Linked DNA regions of Mus musculus: region 1 is linked to region 2. A link is a loop called in an ENCODE intact Hi-C map of the cell type or tissue named here. Cell type or tissue: gastrocnemius. All regions are shown on one strand. Each heading gives the region's core, and the rest is flanking DNA. Links, peaks and the distances in the headings are about the cores only.

What was found. Hi-C counts contacts between places; a loop is a spot of excess contacts. Peaks named below come from ENCODE experiments on the same cell type or tissue, not always from the same donor. Only the 100,000 strongest peaks of a DNase experiment are listed, where the experiment ranks them.
Region 1: it touches region 2 in a loop (6-fold over the local background); 13 of 42 quality-filtered maps call a loop at or near these places.

Annotation. Positions count from the first base shown.
Region 1 is chr14:30,647,365-30,655,694 of GRCm38, forward strand. Rft1 (RFT1 homolog) reads left to right here and starts at 7,011. Exons shown (of 13, transcript NM_177815.3): 1 at 7,011-7,111. The coding sequence starts at 7,049. In gastrocnemius, for the core only: CTCF peaks have their summits at 3,753 (motif pointing left) and 7,051; DNase peaks (open chromatin) are centred at 3,858 and 6,996; H3K4me3 peaks cover 1,396 bases; H3K27ac peaks cover 2,867 bases.
Region 2 is chr14:30,589,599-30,597,928 of GRCm38, forward strand. Prkcd (protein kinase C, delta) reads right to left here. Exons shown (of 18, transcript NM_011103.3): 18 at 5,756-6,427. The coding sequence ends at 6,269. Gm52147 (a long non-coding RNA gene) reads left to right here and starts at 7,032. Exons shown (of 3, transcript XR_003951217.1): 1 at 7,032-7,098; 2 at 7,212-7,292; 3 at 7,890-7,959. In gastrocnemius, for the core only: a CTCF peak has its summit at 4,277; DNase peaks (open chromatin) are centred at 2,019, 4,044, 4,947 and 6,547; H3K4me3 peaks cover 1,602 bases; H3K27ac peaks cover 4,923 bases.

The DNA.
Region 1 (8,330 bases), core at 196-8,195, 58 kb after region 2:
AGGAGTCTAACATAGCTGTCCTCTGAGAGGGTCCACCCAGCAGCTCACTTAGATGCAGACACCCACAGTCAAACAGTGGATGACACTTGGGGACTCTTATGGAAGAAAAGGAGGAAGGATTGTGGTCCCTAAGGGGAGGGACCACAGGAAGACCAACAGAGTCAATTAACCTGGAACCTTGGGGCCCTCAGAGATTAAACCACCAAACAAACAACTACACAGGCAGAACCTAGGCCTCTCTGCATAGATGTAGCAGATGTGCAGCTTGGCCTTCATGCGGGCCCCGAACAGCTGGAGTGGGACTATCCCAGAAGCTGTTGTCTGTACATGGGATATGTTCTTCTAGCTGGGCTGCCTTGTCTGGCCTCAGTGGGAGAGGATGTGCCAGGGTGGGCGGATACCCAGGGGCCCCCACACACTCAGAGGAGAAGGGGAGGTTAATGGGGGAGGGATTGTAGGATGGGGTGACTGGGAGGGGGCCAGTGAATGGGATGTAAAGTGAATAATAATGAAGGAAAGATAGAAAAAATAAAAGAGAATTATTATGGGCTCTGCTTGGTGGCATACCCCTTTAATCCTGGAACTTGGAAGGCAGAGGCAGGGGATCTTTGAGTCTGAGGCCAGCCTGATTTACACAGTGAGTTTCACACTATCCAGGGCTACATACTAAGATCCTGTCTCAAAAAAATTTTTTTACAGGAATGGAACACAGAGATCCAAAAATATTAAATGTTTTTCAACATCCAAGGGAGGAAATAGTATCCACCCTATTGATGTAAATGTGACAAAATGATGGTAATTGCTCGTGTTTGTAACGCATGTTCATTCTAAGTGCCTGGTAAAAGAAACATTTCCATACATGTTATCTTATGTAATTCTTACAGTAACCCTTATGGAAGGTTTTACGATCACTTCCATTTTATAGATCATGAAACAGTGACAGAGAGGCGAAATGACACCCAAGGAGTATTGGCGCTTGGGTCAGTTTGGATCAGTCTCTTTTCACAAGAATGGTTCTATGAGACCTGGTAGCCTTCACACCCACAATAAGAGCCAAAAGACAGGAATGAAAGTTGCTGCTATGGCTGTCTGTTTTGGGGTTGTCTCCAAGGATACACCTAAGTTGGTGGAGAGCTTGACCAGTATACAGAAGGGACAGGTCCAGTGCTCAGCATGGCATGAATCAGGAGCGCTGGGCACCTGGGAGAGCTTTTGGAAAGCTGGTCTGGGAGCGTGTGGGGCTACTTTCCAGCCAGACTGTGGTTTTAAGGGACAGGAAATGTAGCATGTGTTTAGACGAGGGGTGGCCTAAACCCTCAACTGGCTCTGATCCAAATTCTTTGGGGTTATGGATACACAAGGGCAGCCTCATGTGACCCTTCTATGTGTGTAGCCTTGGAGCCAAGCCCCAGAGACAGTTCCTTTCCACCCACCCCATGAGAAACCCTGTGTCAGGTCCAGGTCAGTGATGAGTGGGCCAGGGACATTTCCTCACCAGGGACTTTTTGAATTCCTGAGAAGTGGCTTGAAGGAAACGGTAAAGGGAACCTCTGATGCCCTGTAGCTAGGATTCAATGTTATCTCTGCCACCCCTTAGAGCCTCAGTTTCTCCATCTGTGAAATGTGCATAATTACATTTTGTTATTAGCCCACCTTATAAGACTGAGAGGATATTGTTGAGGTGAAATGCAGAATCTTGGGCCTAGATAAAGAACCAGAATCAGAGAAGCAAAATTGATGCCTAGACTAGGACACATTTTGTACACTTTTTCTTTTTCTGTCTTGATATATAGCCCAGGCTGGGCTTGATCTCAGATCCTGTCTCAGCCTCCCGCATGCTGAGACTGAAGATGTATACTAGTGTTTCACAGGTTTGCAGGCACACACGACCAACCCCACGTCCACACATGCTCATCTAAGAACTCCCTCATACTGCATGCTCTCCGGCTTCATATGTGTGCACGTATGTATCTACACACTATCTCAAAGCGGATTCTGGCAAGCAGAACAAGCAAATTCACACCGACCCACTTGTGAACACATGTGACTGATTTCCCCCCACCCCCATACAGGGTTCCTCTGTGTAACCCTGGCTGTTCTAGATGTCCTGGAACTCACTCTGTAGACCAGATTGGCCTCGAACTCAGAGATCAGGCTGTCATTGTCTCCAGAGTGCTGGGATTAGAGGCGTGCGCCACCACGATACCCAGCTCAAAGATTTATTTACTTATGTATTTTATGTATATGGTGGGTACTTTGCAGGCACATCTCACATCAGAATATGGCCTCAGACAGTTGTGAGCTTCTATATGGGTGCTGGGAATTGAACTCAGGACCTTTGGAGGGGCCATGAGTGTTCTTAACCACTGAGCCCTGGTGTTGTTTTTGGGGCCAGGGTCTCACTCTACAGCTCAGGCTGCTTCAAACTCACACTGAATCCTCCTGTGCTATCCTCCTGACGGCTGAAATTACAAATGCGTTCCACCAAGCCCTTAATTTGTATTCATTCACACACTCCTGTTCACGGACTTGCTGTTCTCAGGACTGCTGGCTCAACACTGGCCACAGGCTGCTGGGTACAAGAATTCTGCACCAAGAGTAGCCACAGCCAACTACTAGGTTCACCCACAGGCTCAGCAAGTTCCCTCTTCCCGGGCTCCACTGACTGTGACTGACGGGGATCTTCTTTGATGCTTCGGCCAGAACGATCTCTCCACCTACCCCATCTCTATGTTCCCCTTGCATGGTTTTGGTACCTCGGTCTGTCTGCTCTCACTTGGGGTTCTTCCCAAGAGAGACCCTGAGGCCTGAGCGTGGAGTAATAGTGGTTCATTCTCTCTTAAGCCCCTTCCAATGCCCAGCTCAGAGCTCTGGATCTGGAATGAACCACATTGTTATTGTTGGTATTACAGGCTACTCTGCACAAATCAATGCTCAGAGAGAAACCAGGGTCTTGTGGCTGCTCACACCACTCCATAGAAAGACCTATGATCCAGGAAGTGCTGTATGCACAGTTCTTGACACAGGTGTTCCCAAGGCTCTCATTTAGGCACTGTCTCCAGGCCCTGATGTTCTGACCACTACCCTGGTAGCATATCCTATTGGAGAGTTGAACAAGCCCAGAACAGCTTTCAGCACTTCTTTACCCACTTTGGGCAGACAGAGGCTTCAGACCACTGAGGCAGATAGATTTCCCAAGGTGCCTGAAGGTACCCTCAGGGAGTACTTTTCAGAGTTTTGTCCAGAGCATCATAACCAATCATGGTAATATAAAGTTCCAGGCCAGCATGGGCTACAGGGTAAGTAAGACTCGTTGTCAAAGGCAAAACAGGCAAACACCACAAAACCAATGCAGATACCCCAAATCCTTCCTGAATCGTAACTGCTGAGGGGGAGCACAGCGTTCTAAAGGGATAGCCCAGTTCACACTCTGGTGTTTCCAACCACCACCCCTCAAACAGGTCCCCTAACTTTGCCAAGTCTGTTCCCTGGCCTGTACAGCAGAGGGGACAGTGGTCTTGTTGGGCTGCTAACGGAGTTCAGTTTGACCATGAAAATACCCAGCACATAGCTTTGTAGACTCAACAACATGGGCTGTTGTGACCACAGCAGCCTTGTCATGCCCTGGGACTTTCAAGTGAGGGACAAAGTGTTGATGTTCTAGTTCAAGGAGGGGCCCTGTTGAAGGTTTTCCAAACAGCGAAAAGCCTTGGTCTGGGAGGGCCCTTGCCCAACGAGCCATGCCATCTAGTGGCTGTTGTGTGGGAACATGCCCAGTCCTGGTGCCTCCGCTCAGCCCAAGTCCAGGCCCCCACTTAACATAGCTTTTACTCTGCCTTCCACCCATTGGCAGCCTCCCATCCTGCCCCATTGCCCTGGAAGTCTAACTGGCTCAGCACCAGCCCTAGCACCTCCCACTAGTACAGTAATGAAATGCGAGTCCCAGACCAGCTTTCCCTGGCAGGGAGGTCACCTGGCACAGAAGCAAGTGGCAGGAAGGAACCCTGAGGAAAACAGCTTGTTTAGTGACCACCATTTATAGTTCTGAATTCTCAAGGAGTCTTTTTTTATTCTTTCACAATTGATTCCAATTTGGGATTTTATGATTTTTCTTCAGATTTAAGTTTTTAATCTCTTAGTAGAATTTAAGCTACTTGTGGGCCAAGCTGGTCTGCTAAAATTATCACACCCACCTTAACAGGACAGACAATATCTATATTTATGTCTATATTCATATCCAGATCAGTATCATAGATACTGTGGCTTAAACCCAGGCCTTCACACAAGCTGGGCAGTCACAGTACTACTGAGCTATAAACCCAATGCTAATATAATATCTCTTTAAAACAATCAGCATTGACCATGCCCCAGTGAGTATATGAACAACATAAATTAGACTTGGTTTTTATCCTTCTTCTTCTCCTCCTTCTCCTTCTTCTCCTTCTTCTCCTTCTCCTTCTTCTCCTTCTCCTTCTTCTCCTTCTTCTGCTTCCCCTCCTTCTCCTCCTCCTCCTCCTTCGAGGTCACAAAGGTTTGGGGGTGGACCTGGAAGAACTAGGAAGTGTTATTGGGGTGCATTATGTGAAGTTGCCAAATAATCAATAAAATACGTTGGATTTAAACAAACAAACAAACAAACAAACAAACAGCACACAGGGGGTCCTCCAGTTGGTGAGCTGCAGCAGGAGGGTTCCAGGAAAAGTCTGTCTGATGGTCAAACCTCACATTCTGTGTCTCAACACTCAACAAAGCTCATTCTGCCTAAGATGAGGACACAGAGGCTTTGAGCCATGCAGTCCATGTTCAGCAGTGCTAGCAACAGTGATGCACCAGGAGGCATTCGTGAGAGCTTAAGAGTGTTCTCTGTCGGTACATAGGATGCAAGAGTACAAAATGCTTTAAGGAACTATTGAGGTCAGCTTGAGCTGTTGTAACAAAACACCATAGACTGGGATGCACCATAGACTGGGATGCTTAAACAACAGATTTGCTTCTCCAATCCTGGATCCTAGAAGTCCAAGATCAGGGTGACAGCCAGTTTGGGTCTTGTGAGGGGACTCTTCTTGGTTTGTAAATAGCCACCTTCTTGCTATATCTACTCACAGTGAACGAGAAGTCATCCCACCCAAATATTTTTTGAGGTACTAAGCATCAAAACTATGGTAAGCAAACACTGCATCTCTAAGATGCATTACCTCAGACATCATCTTTATATGGCCACTGATTCACCATAGCCAGTTCCTCAAATGTCTTCTTTGTGTGGCCACTGATCCACCATAGCAGCCCTCAGATATCTTCTTAATATGGTCACTGACCCACTGTAGCCATTCCTCAAATATCTGGGCAATGGCCCCACCATAAAGGCTACATCTTTATCCTAATTACTTCCCAAGTACTCTCCTGAGTGTATTATATGTGTATATTATCACATTCAGGACTGTCACTATATGAATTCTGAGAAGATACATTTAGTCCATAGAAAGTACAGACTGTGGGGTAGTTAGGGGTCAGTATGGGGGCCCTGAAAAAGTGAAGAGTACTGTCAAGGAAGATATTTGGGCAGAGACCATGACAAAAACAAAGAAACACCCAACAGGGTCTCTTTGAGGACCACTAAGGGGGCTGGGTTTTTTGTTTGTTTGTTTTGAGACAGAATTCCACTATGTCTTTCTGGCTGTTCTTGATGTATGCTATATAGACCAGGCTAGCCTCAAACTCAGAGATACACCTGTCTCCTGAGTGCTGGGATGAAGGGATCCAAATATGAGCATCTAAAATGTACTGATAAAGATGGTAGTGATGTGTAAGATGACAGGCAGTTACCAGACAGCAAGGAAGGCCAAAGAGCTTTGAAAATGGTGATTGCGTATGTTGGCCACTTTAAAAAAAAAAGTATAAAGTACTTCCAGTCTGACCCTTGACCCCGATCTGTTCTGCCCAGGCCCATGATGTGCAGATTTGAACAAGGCACCTCACACCTCCAAGGCTTACTTTTCTCCTCTCGACAACCAGGCCAAGTATCAGAGCCTTGGGAAGGTTTCTACAGAGAACTACATACATGAAAATTCTGTGTCTGACCTTCAGTCCTCAGTTCTTCCTTTGCAAAATTGGGAGAAGTCCTGTCCAGCCCAGTTGGTGGAAGGGTTATGTAACTACATTCGTGTGATCGCCAATGGCAAGAATCTCACTGATTAGTCTCTGCTGAGCACTTTGTCCCGCAGCAGCCACTGCTGGCTTGTTTTGTTCTGTTTTCCTTTGCTTTGAAACAGGGCCTTCTGCTGGGGAACAGGGAACAGGAGTACAGGGAAGATAATTAGCAGGCCTGCAAATTAGCCCAGCAGGTTAAGAGCTTACCATGTAAGCCTGCCAATCTGAGTTTGACTGCAGAACCCATGTAAAGGTGGAAAGAGAGAACTGATGCCTGAGAGTTCACTGATACACACACAACTACACTATGCAAAAACAAATAAATATTTAATTCTCATCACTTGGGAGCTGGAGACAAGAGGATCGGGAGTTCAAGGCTATCCTAGTCTCTCTAAGTGAATTCCAGGCCAGCCCTGGCTACATAGAAAGACCTTATTTCAAAATAACAGCTGGAGTTGCGGCACTTGGGAGTCAGAAGCCGAAGCCCGCAGATCACTGAGTTCAAGGCAAGTCTGCTTTGCATATCGAGTTCTATGATAGCCAAGGCTACATAATGAGACCCTGTCTTAAAAAAAAAAAAAAAAAAATCAAGCCAAAAGATATCAGTTGGGGCTAGGGGTGCGCCCCAGTTATCCCAGTGTTCCAGAGACTGCGAGTTCTAGGCCAACATGGTCTACAGGGATCGGCGCTGAACACACTCTCAAAACAACAACAACAAAAATCAAGACACCCCAAGAAAATCAAGAGACACAGCCTCAAAAGTTGTTTGGAGTCGCAGCTTCTTGTGCTCCGCCCCTGCTGTCAAAGACCCAATCAGGAGCGAGCCTGTCCGTGACGCCATTTTTCCGCGACGAAGCGGGCGCGGGCCCCGTTTCCTCCTCGGAGCTGTGGCTCTGGGGCTATGGGCAGCCAGGAGGTGCTAGGCCAGGCGGCCCGGTTGGCCTCCTCGGGTCTCCTGCTGCAGGTACTCTGCTGCGCCCGCTCCAGCGCGTGGTGCCGCGGCCAAGCCTCCCGGGGAAGCTGCTCTGGGTCCCCCGCACTGCACAGGGTTCCACGGGGGACCACGGAGGCGGGGAGGGGCGCCGGGTCTAGGAGTTGGGAGACTGCGGTCCCAGTCTTGGCTGGTGACTACAAACAAGCCATTTTCTTTCTGAGCCTTGTGTTTCCGTGTGATGATAGGAGACAGTTTAAACAACTATCAACAAACAGTAGACAGAGGCTACTTTAATCTGATATTTTAAGGGGTTCATTTCTGGAGTGTTTCACTCTTGATCCTCAAAACTGTTCTTCAACTCTGATTCTCTTTGAGTTTAGAGAGCCCATATGGCGTAGCTAAGAACAAGGATCGGGTTCAGGCAATGCTTGTCCAGTGACCTAGGACAAGTCACTTCAGCCCCTGAGCTTTTAGCTCCTTGTTGACAAAAATGAGTGTAATAGTATCTAATTCAGAAAGCAATTTGCAAGGATTGTTTGGGATCTTTTGAATAAGCTCACTTAGCGCAGTACCAGCATCCTAGTGTGCACTTAATAAACTGCATCTGCTGTGTGTCCTTGGACAGACTCTTTTTTGGCTTTGTATTTTTTTTTCTTTCTTTTGCAGATGACACTTGCTAGTTCGTCCACATGGTCCAGAGTCCACCTTCACCTTTATCCTAGAGAGGCACAAAGAGGTTAGGAGAGAGAAGCAGGCTGAATTAGATTCAGGTTAGGTGGCCCCTTTTAAGATAAGAGTTACTTGGGTTAGGTGTAGTAGCTCAAGTCTTTCATCCCAACACTCAAGAGGTTGAGTTCTCTGTGAGTTCCAATCTGAGCTCCAGTCTAGATAGGGTTACATACTTAGACCTTGTCTCAAAAAAAAGTTCAAATCAATTGGCTTTTTTTCTGAGCATCGGTTTATTCTTTTCTTCCTTCCTTCTTTCCTTCTTCGTCTTTGTCTTCTTCTTCTTTTTTTTTTTTTTTTAAAGACAAGATCTCTCTATGCCTCCCTGGCTGTCCTGTAACTCACTGTGTAGACCAGGCTGGCTTTGACCTCAGATATGCCCTGCCTCTGCTTATAGGCATGAGACACCAGTCCTGGCTTTATTTATTTATTTATGAAAAGATACTGCTATGTAGTCCAAGCTGGCCTTGAATTCTTGATGTACTTGCTGCAGTTTACAAAGTGCTGGGGTAACAAGCACATA
Region 2 (8,330 bases), core at 265-8,264:
GGAGGGCATTGCCTACTGAGGGGCCTGGACCTGACTCGCCCATCACAGTTCATGTCCCAGGCAGGACCAGAGGTAATCTCTGCTGCCACCTGCCTCCTTCTGGCACAATAAGGGCAGAGAGCAGGGTGAGAGAGACCAGGGCCATGCCCAGGTGAAGGGAGCTCTCTATTGCCACATCCTGGGCTCTCACTCACCCAAACCCATCTGGGCACATTTCCTGACCTCTGGCTATGATCTAAGCTGACTGTGTTGTCTGGGACCTGCAGAAGGCAGAAAGGAAGGAGCCAGGCCTACAGGAGGAAGTGCAATGTTGGGTACAACGTTGACTGTCCTTTCTGAAGATTCCCCCATATCTCTGGGACTGCTTCCTCATGCAAACCTGGCCCACTCCCATCCCTTTCCCCTCTGGTTCCAGTTACGAAATGGTGACTCCACAAAGACACCCGCCGGGGGTCTATGATCTCCAAGGGCTTTCCAGGGCCAAGCCAAACTGTGCCCCTCCTAGCTGTCCTCCGCAGCTTCTGCTCCTTGTCTCTCTTCTCAGAGCCTCTGCAGACCAGGGAGGGTCATCTTCTCATTCTCCTCCTGGCTCGTATTGAGCAAGCCTGTGAGCCATTGTGCTCATTGCCAAAGAAAGCACGACAAAGACTCACAGACTCCAAGGAGCCTCCCAGAGCCATGGGGAAAATCCTCCACTCTTCAGACCCTCTGCTGACCCACTGGAGAAGTGCGGAGCTTGACAGCCAGCAGCAGCCATTTCCTTAGGGGCTGTTGTGAAGATTAATTACAGGCCACAATGCAGGGAAGCAGTAAGAATGGTACTTGACATAGTGTCATTGTCCTGAACTTGTGGGCCACACACAGTGCATGCCAGGCACGCTTATTCGTATCTGTCACATGATGGCCCAAGTGATACCCCTTAAACTCCTGGCCCACAGCAGGCACCCACTCCTGCCAAGGACCATAAGAAATTAGGCACATAGCACTCACACCAACGCCACCCACAGCCCATGTGTCCTCCATCCCAAGTGAAATCGGTAAGATCGACTCCCAACAGGCCTTTCGGAAGAAAGTACTTCCCCACAGGCCTTGGCCTTTGTGTAGCACTTAACGTGGGCTGAGAAGCAAATGTCAGGGCTTCCTGAGTATGTATTTAACGCAGGCAGAGGGAGAAAACTGTGCGTCTTCTAAGGCCCACTTAAAGAGCCCGATTTAGGAACAGATATTAAGGTTCAAAGACTGAAATCACAGAGGATATAGCTGTGGAGGGCAAAAGTAGATCAGCTGATGAGACTCAGAGAATGCCTGTGACCTCAGGACATCAGGAGCCTAACGCCATCTGAGTCATGGTAACTTGGGCCAGGCTTCCCACTTTAGGAACATTTCTCTGTCCTTGGTCCCCTTCTGTGTTTTCAGATCTTGCGTGCGCTGTCTTCCCTCCTAAGGGGATAAAAGGGCTCTGGCCAGGCGGTTAGGATTCAGAAGAGCAAACAAGGTGGCCCAGCCTCTGGTCTCCCACAAGCAGTCGTCATCCAAGGTCATTTGCTACGCAGACACAGTCGGGGGTCAGGAGGGGTACAGAAGCCCTGTCCAGCTTTGATGGTTCCAAAGTGGAAGCAGGTGCCAGAGAGAGCTGAAAGTTAAGTCCTGGTAAAGTCAGGCCAAGGGCAGCCATGGGAAGTCCTGGATCCCTCCCCACACTGGCAAATCTGAATGCAGCCTCATTTCCTCTATTAGAACCTCTCTATTAGAAAATGTGGACCTCCGACTCGCATCAGTCCTACATACATTAATGGGGACCTGTTGGGAACTATGGGCACCATGTTAGGATGAACACTATCCTCTGAGACAAAACAGATAATTGTTTATGTAAGGAGAGATATTATTGCTTATGTTTCTCTGGGTCCCCAGCAGTCAGAGACTGTTTAAAGTGTTCAGCACTGTCCCTGGCATGAAGACTGATGGTAGGCAGTCTCTGCAGTGCCTGCAAGATGGCATCCACCAGGGGGCGATGTAGCCCAGCCAGGCAGTGGGCGATGTTGCCCTGCCAAGTGGCCATCTCACAGACCCCTCGGTTTTTCTGTCTGTTGTCTTAGACACGTAGCAGTGCTCCACGGGCTCAGAAGCCAATACTCCTCCACACAATGGGCTGGTCTGGCAGCGCTGACTTGATTTCCAAGGTGTGGCTTTCTGGGCAGCTTTTCCTAGCTTCACTGGGCAATATGCAGATTCCTACCTCGCCTAGCTTGCTCTCGGTCCTGATGCACATACATATCAGGAGAGCTTTCAAAATATGATGCCTGGGCCTCCTCCAAGATGACAGTGTTATTAGACGTGGCTAACCCGGGAACTGGGTTCCAGGACTCAGCCAGAACCGCGACCCCTGCTAAGAACTTGGTATGAAAGATATGTACCTTTTATCAGTATGCACTGCTGAATTCCAGGCAGCCTAACACACATCTAAAGTCTAGCTGGTCCTTCTATCCATCCATCTGTCTACATATCCATCCACTCGCTCAGGCATTTCTTTTCTGTAGCTCTGCCCTGTACCCCCAGCTGCCAGTGCCCTCAGAAGCGAGCACATTTGGGCTTTGAGAAGTTGCTCAATGGTTAAGAGTATGGACTGCTCTTTCTGAGGACCTGAATTTGGCTACCATCATCCAAAGTGGCTCTTATTAGGGGATGGTTTTGTGTACTGTATTTCAGATGCTGACTTCTGTGCCCAGGGACCTGGTTGTAGTTCAGACGTTGGCACTGTCACGATTATTGGAGCATCTCCTGTCTCAATGATGTGTAAAGACTGTTTTCTAACAAAGTGTCCATCAGCTGGACAGTAGCTGGACAGGAGAAGAGAATAGGACAGGATTTCCAATCCCAGTGAGCAAGTCCCAAGCAGGAAGAGAGAGAGAGACAGACAGAGAGATGGAGAGAGACAGAGAGGGAGAAAGAGGAGGACCAGGAGGATTCACTATGAGGTCCCCATGAGAGAGCAGCCATGAGGACACACATGGACCAGAGCGAGCCAGGAGGGCAAGACTCAGATGGCAAGTAATTGGCCTGTTTGGGAAGTAATCTGGGCCAGCACAGCTGGGCTAGGATAGCTCAGAACCTGCCCAGCTTAGTGCTTGCAGATTATTAATAAATATAAGGTCTCTGTGACATTTACATGGGAACAAGGAGTCACATAGAAGAAAACTCCCAGAAATACATTTACAGCTAACAATTCCCTGTGATTCCAGGGATCTGATTCTTCTGGTCTGAGGGCCACCTGTTCTTACATGTGCATGTGCACGTGCGCGCGCACACACACACACACACACACATTTAAGAATAAAAACACAGTGTAAAGCAGGCACGTGGAAGGAAGAAAGTGGAATCCCACCGAGCCACTGGTTCCCTTCTGCTCTCTTTGCAGAACTCTCGGCCCTGCACCTGTTGGGAGAATCCTTGAGCAGCTCCTCAAATGCCCAGGCTTTTGCTCACTTCCTGTCTCCTTCAGTTACCATGGGCAGAAGCAGGCATTCCGGCAAGTCTGGGCATGAGGGTCTTGAGTACCTGTCTGAAGGGGGAGCATTGAATGACTAGGTAGATACCTATTAGTTGTCTACCTGCAGTCATCCAGTGTGGGGTAGAAGGTGTCTTCTCCCCTGAGGGGCAGGGTCACAGTGGCTGCTGTGTATGCAATACATATAAACAGAATTGTGTCATCATAGCCAACGGCAATACCATGGTCAGCCCCATCCTTCAATGAGGAAGTGAAACTGAGGTCCTGGGAGACTGAGTCACTTGCTGAGGTCACTAGGACACACAGCATTTAAACCAGGGCATTCTGACTGCAGAGGCTGGGCTTCTGCTCCCAGGCTCCTGAGCATCTGCAGTGCCCCGTCCTGTACTGAGCGGGCTGCTTGCTCTGTCCTTTACGACGGCTGGGCTTCCTGCTGCTTGTATATCCACTTGGCAAGGGCTTTCTGCCTGCTTCCAGACCCTTAGATGCTAGGGAAAGTGGCTTTGAGCCTAGCATGAGAGGCATTTCCTGGCCAATGAGCCAGGCCTGGCACCTACTCAAGAGCTGGGAACAGGTCTACAGACAAGACATGTGGCCTTCCAGGCATCCAGGCAGAGGCAGTGTCCCTGAGAGCTGCTTCCCACAGCAAGTGAGGGCTTCCTGAGGCAGGCCCCACAGGCACCAGCCACTGTGAAGCCGTGTGTGAAGCCTTCCCAAACCAGCCATTCACAAGGCAGCACCGATTAGTGCTTCCCTCTACCAGCGAAGAGACAGGCTGACAAGGAACTCAGCCAGTGTGTGGCAGCATAGTGAAACTCAAACCTTTGGCTACTTTTCTAGATTCTGTGTTCTCAGCACTCCTCACTGCCTGAAGCTGAGAAACAACCTAACTCTCCCTCCCTTCCGCAGGGGGAGGAGACCCATCATCGAATGTAAAGCTGTGTGCCGGGCAGGCCCTGCTTAGAGTGGCAAGATGGTGGGAGCCCCCAAATGTGAGCACCAGCACAACTTCTGTGCTCTCACTATTGCCCTGGTTCATGGAAGTGCTGGAGATCTTTGCATGCTATAGCAGAAGCAGGACACGGGGGACCCTAGGCACCTCCCTTCCTTATTCCAGTGTCACCATGTCATATTGTGAGGACCAATGTCACTGCTTCCAGTGTCCAGGCTGGCCCATCACAGGTACAATGAGAGGCAGCGTGTCTTCCTGAGAGGACAGAACTATACTCCCATCCCCACAACCCTCTTCCTTGGGCAGTTTCAGTCCATCTTGCCTTCTCAAGCTGTGGAAATTTGTACCTCAGCCCAAAAGAATGAACTGCTGGCAGTCAGTAGCACGGCTACTGGACCAGCCAATCAGGAGCTAGGACTGCCTCATCCACCTCCAGGACAAAGAGCCAGCTGGGTCCCAGGGGCTGGACCAGAGGGGCCCAAGGGAGGGCCCTGTTTGAGAACGGTGCCCCAGGCTGCAGGCAGGAGCAGTCCAGTGGGGGAAGGGACAAACTAGAAGCTTACAGAATGGGAGGCATGGAAGCGGTGAAGAGAGCCCAGTCAGGGAGCTCCTGCACAACATGGCCACGCTGGCTCGCAGGCAGCTGCCAGGTACTGCTGTGTCTTAGAGCCAGACTCCTTGACTGTGCAGTCGGTTTGGTCAGCATACTGAAACATCCCATCCAGGCACTAAGCATTTTCTCTCCCACCCTGCCCCTCTCTTCTCCAGCCAGGCAGGGACTCCTGTGGGATCATTTTAGAACGTAGATGCCGACCCCTGTCCCAAGAATGAAGATAAACAGTAAAAAAGATGTGTAGTTTTGGGCAAGTGTGGTGACACTCAGGAGGCAGAGGCAGAAGGACCTCTGTGGGGCCAGCCTGAACTACAGAGCAAGCTGGAGATCAGCCAAGACTACACAGAGAGACCCTGTCTCAAAACATGAAGCACTTAAGCAAACTTGAGTATTGAGACACACTTCCAGCTTTGTGCCTCTGATCCTCCTTTCCGGTCTGGCCTTCTGCCTCTCCGAACTTCTGGGCTGGCCCTCTCTACCCAGTCACAGATTACAGCCCATCTCACCTCCTACCATAACCCCACAGAGACATCTGTGGTTCCTGCAGTGCCAGGGCCCTGGGGCAAAAGGAAACCCCTAAACACAAACACATTTGCATGAAGACCCAGGGGTCTGCCACTGCAGCCAACGGTGGCAGGAGCACCTGCTACCAACTTCCTGGGACATAAATGTCCCCACAGCCAGGTTGGTACCATTCAGTGTTTATTTAGACACACATAAAAGAACCTGTGGTTCAGACAGCTTGTGCTCTTCTTTTCTTTTGGTCATATATATATACATACGTACATACATACACATATATATGTATATGTGTGTATATATATATACACACATATACATATGTTTTTTTTTAAAAAGGTCAACACATCACCAGTCTCCTACATGCTTTCTATACTGAGCAATATATACAGCCTATTATATATATGTGCATATATATAATATATATTTCAATAACTACATTCAAGTAATGAAACACAGGATTTACAGTTTCCCTCTGATGGCAAAGGGAAGGCAAATTCACAAACAGTTCACAGAGGAAGTACTGTGAGCCCAGCCAGCAGGAGCCGGACTCTCCAAGGAGGAGGGGGTGGCAGCAGAAATCAGCCAGTCACCCACTGTTCTCCACGGGCAATGCGGTGCAAACCAGGGCAGACGGGCCTACTCTGCCAGGGCGTTTAAAGCAGGTCTGGGAGCTTAATTAAATGTCCAGGAATTGCTCAAACTTGGGATTCACAAAGGAGAAGCCATGGAAGGCTTCCTGGTCCATAGAGTCGATGAGGTTCTTGTCACTGAAGGAAAGCTGAGGTTTCTCATTCAGGAACTCTGGGTCAAAGTTGCTGTAGTCTGAAGGGGATTTCTGTGGGCAAAAGGCAGTGGCAGGTAAGAGTGACTTGACTGAAAGGGTGTCTCCAAGGTCTGCCTTCAAAGACATGGCAAGGCGCCCAGGCTTCTGGGGCCCTTGTTGGGGCAAGCCAGGGCAGTCAGCTCAGTTGGGAAAGAGGATGTCACTGGTAACCCAAGGACAGTGCCATCACAGGGGAATGCTATTCCCCAGAGGTGAGGAAGGCAGGCAGGGAGCACTGGGGAAGTAAGGACAGGGGATATCCTGGGACATCCTGCAGAGCAGGGCCAGTCAACAACGGCCTATGGGCCTCAGATCTCCTGCTCTGCTCTTAATGGAGGTCTATAAGTTAAGAATAGCTTTCACTATTTTTAGATAGTTGGTTTTAGTTTTGGTATTTTTGAAACAAAAGTCTCATTATGTAGCCCATGCTGTCTACAAAATCATGATCCTCCTGCCTCAGCCTCCCAAACACTAGAACCGCTACACACCACCACTTACAGCTCTAGCCTCTATGATTTTAAATGGTTGGGAGGAAAAAAAAAAAAAAAAAGACTATCCAATGGCATATGAAAATGAAGTCAAATGCAAACACCTGTGCCCACAAATCAAGTTTTATGACTACACAGCCACACCCATCTGCAGAACAAGGAAGGCGGCTGCACTGAGCACAGGGCTGCAAAACTGTAAGTGTTTATTCTTAGGATGTTTATAAGGAAAGTTCCTAATTCACTGCCTGCCCCCGAGGACTGGATAAGATAGTAACAGGTGAGCACCCTTCTCTCTTCTCACACCACAGTCCCAGAGACAACGGCGACTACTGCATCTGCAGCAAAACAGGCTCAGCCATATCAGCTCTCACTCTGGAGAGTCTTGACAGGTAAAAGATCAGAATCTGGTTTTTGTTCTTGTTTTTGCTCTTTCAAGACAGTCTCATGCAACTGAGGCTGGCCCTGAACCCCTGCTCTTCCTGCCTCTACCTCCCAAGGGCTGGGATTATAGCTATGTCCTACCTACCATGCCTGGTTTTGGTCTTTCATTTTGACCTTTACTTGGGGAGGACGCTGACCGGCTGGGGGAGTACTCTGCCATGAGCTATAGGTACACCAGAGCCCCTGGGCCCACTTCCTGTGAGGCCCCACTCTTAGGCCTGAAAGCCCACTGTCCTGCTCAGCCCCCAGAGGCAGAGGCTGCTCACATGTCCACTGAGTGGAGGAATAACTGGGGAGCAAGAGCCATATACTGCCCTTATAGCTGAGCCAGCCTGTCACCCTGGTCAGGGAGCCTTTGATTATGACTTCCACGGGGGGGAAGTGTTCTGCTATCTCAAGCACAAATGTGGGGCAGGCCAGACTGCCCAGTGAGAACAGTATGTCCTGGCAGAAGACAAGTGAGAGAAAAGGTAGCCAGAGAAGGAGCTATGACCACAAAAGGGACACTGTGCCCTAACTTCTTCTTCTTTTTTTTTTTTTTAAAGACAGGATCGTGCTGGGAAGTGGGTTTGAAGTCAGGAAGCTCCTGTATCCCTCTGAGCATTAGGACTACAGCACACTGATGTACACACCCAGCAGGTTCCAGCTTCCCGGTGCCGTGATCTACTTATCTCAGCCAGTCCCAGTGATACAGATCAGCTCACCACCTGGGATGCCCTCTCCCTGTCTGACAGCTGAGCCCCACTCCCATATACCAGTTCGTCCAAAGCATCCTCACAGACCACTCTGGTCCTGCATTTCTGGTTCCTACTGCTAGTCCCTCTGGGAAGCAACCTGTAATGTGTGCCCTGTGACATCTCCCCTACTGCTGCCTTCTATCAGAGTGTCACCAGTGTCTAGGCATCTGGTCTGGGCTCCTCGGGGTTTAGGACTTTTTCTCAGTCTGCCAAAGCCTAGCACTGTGCTCGGTTCCCAACAAGGACTCA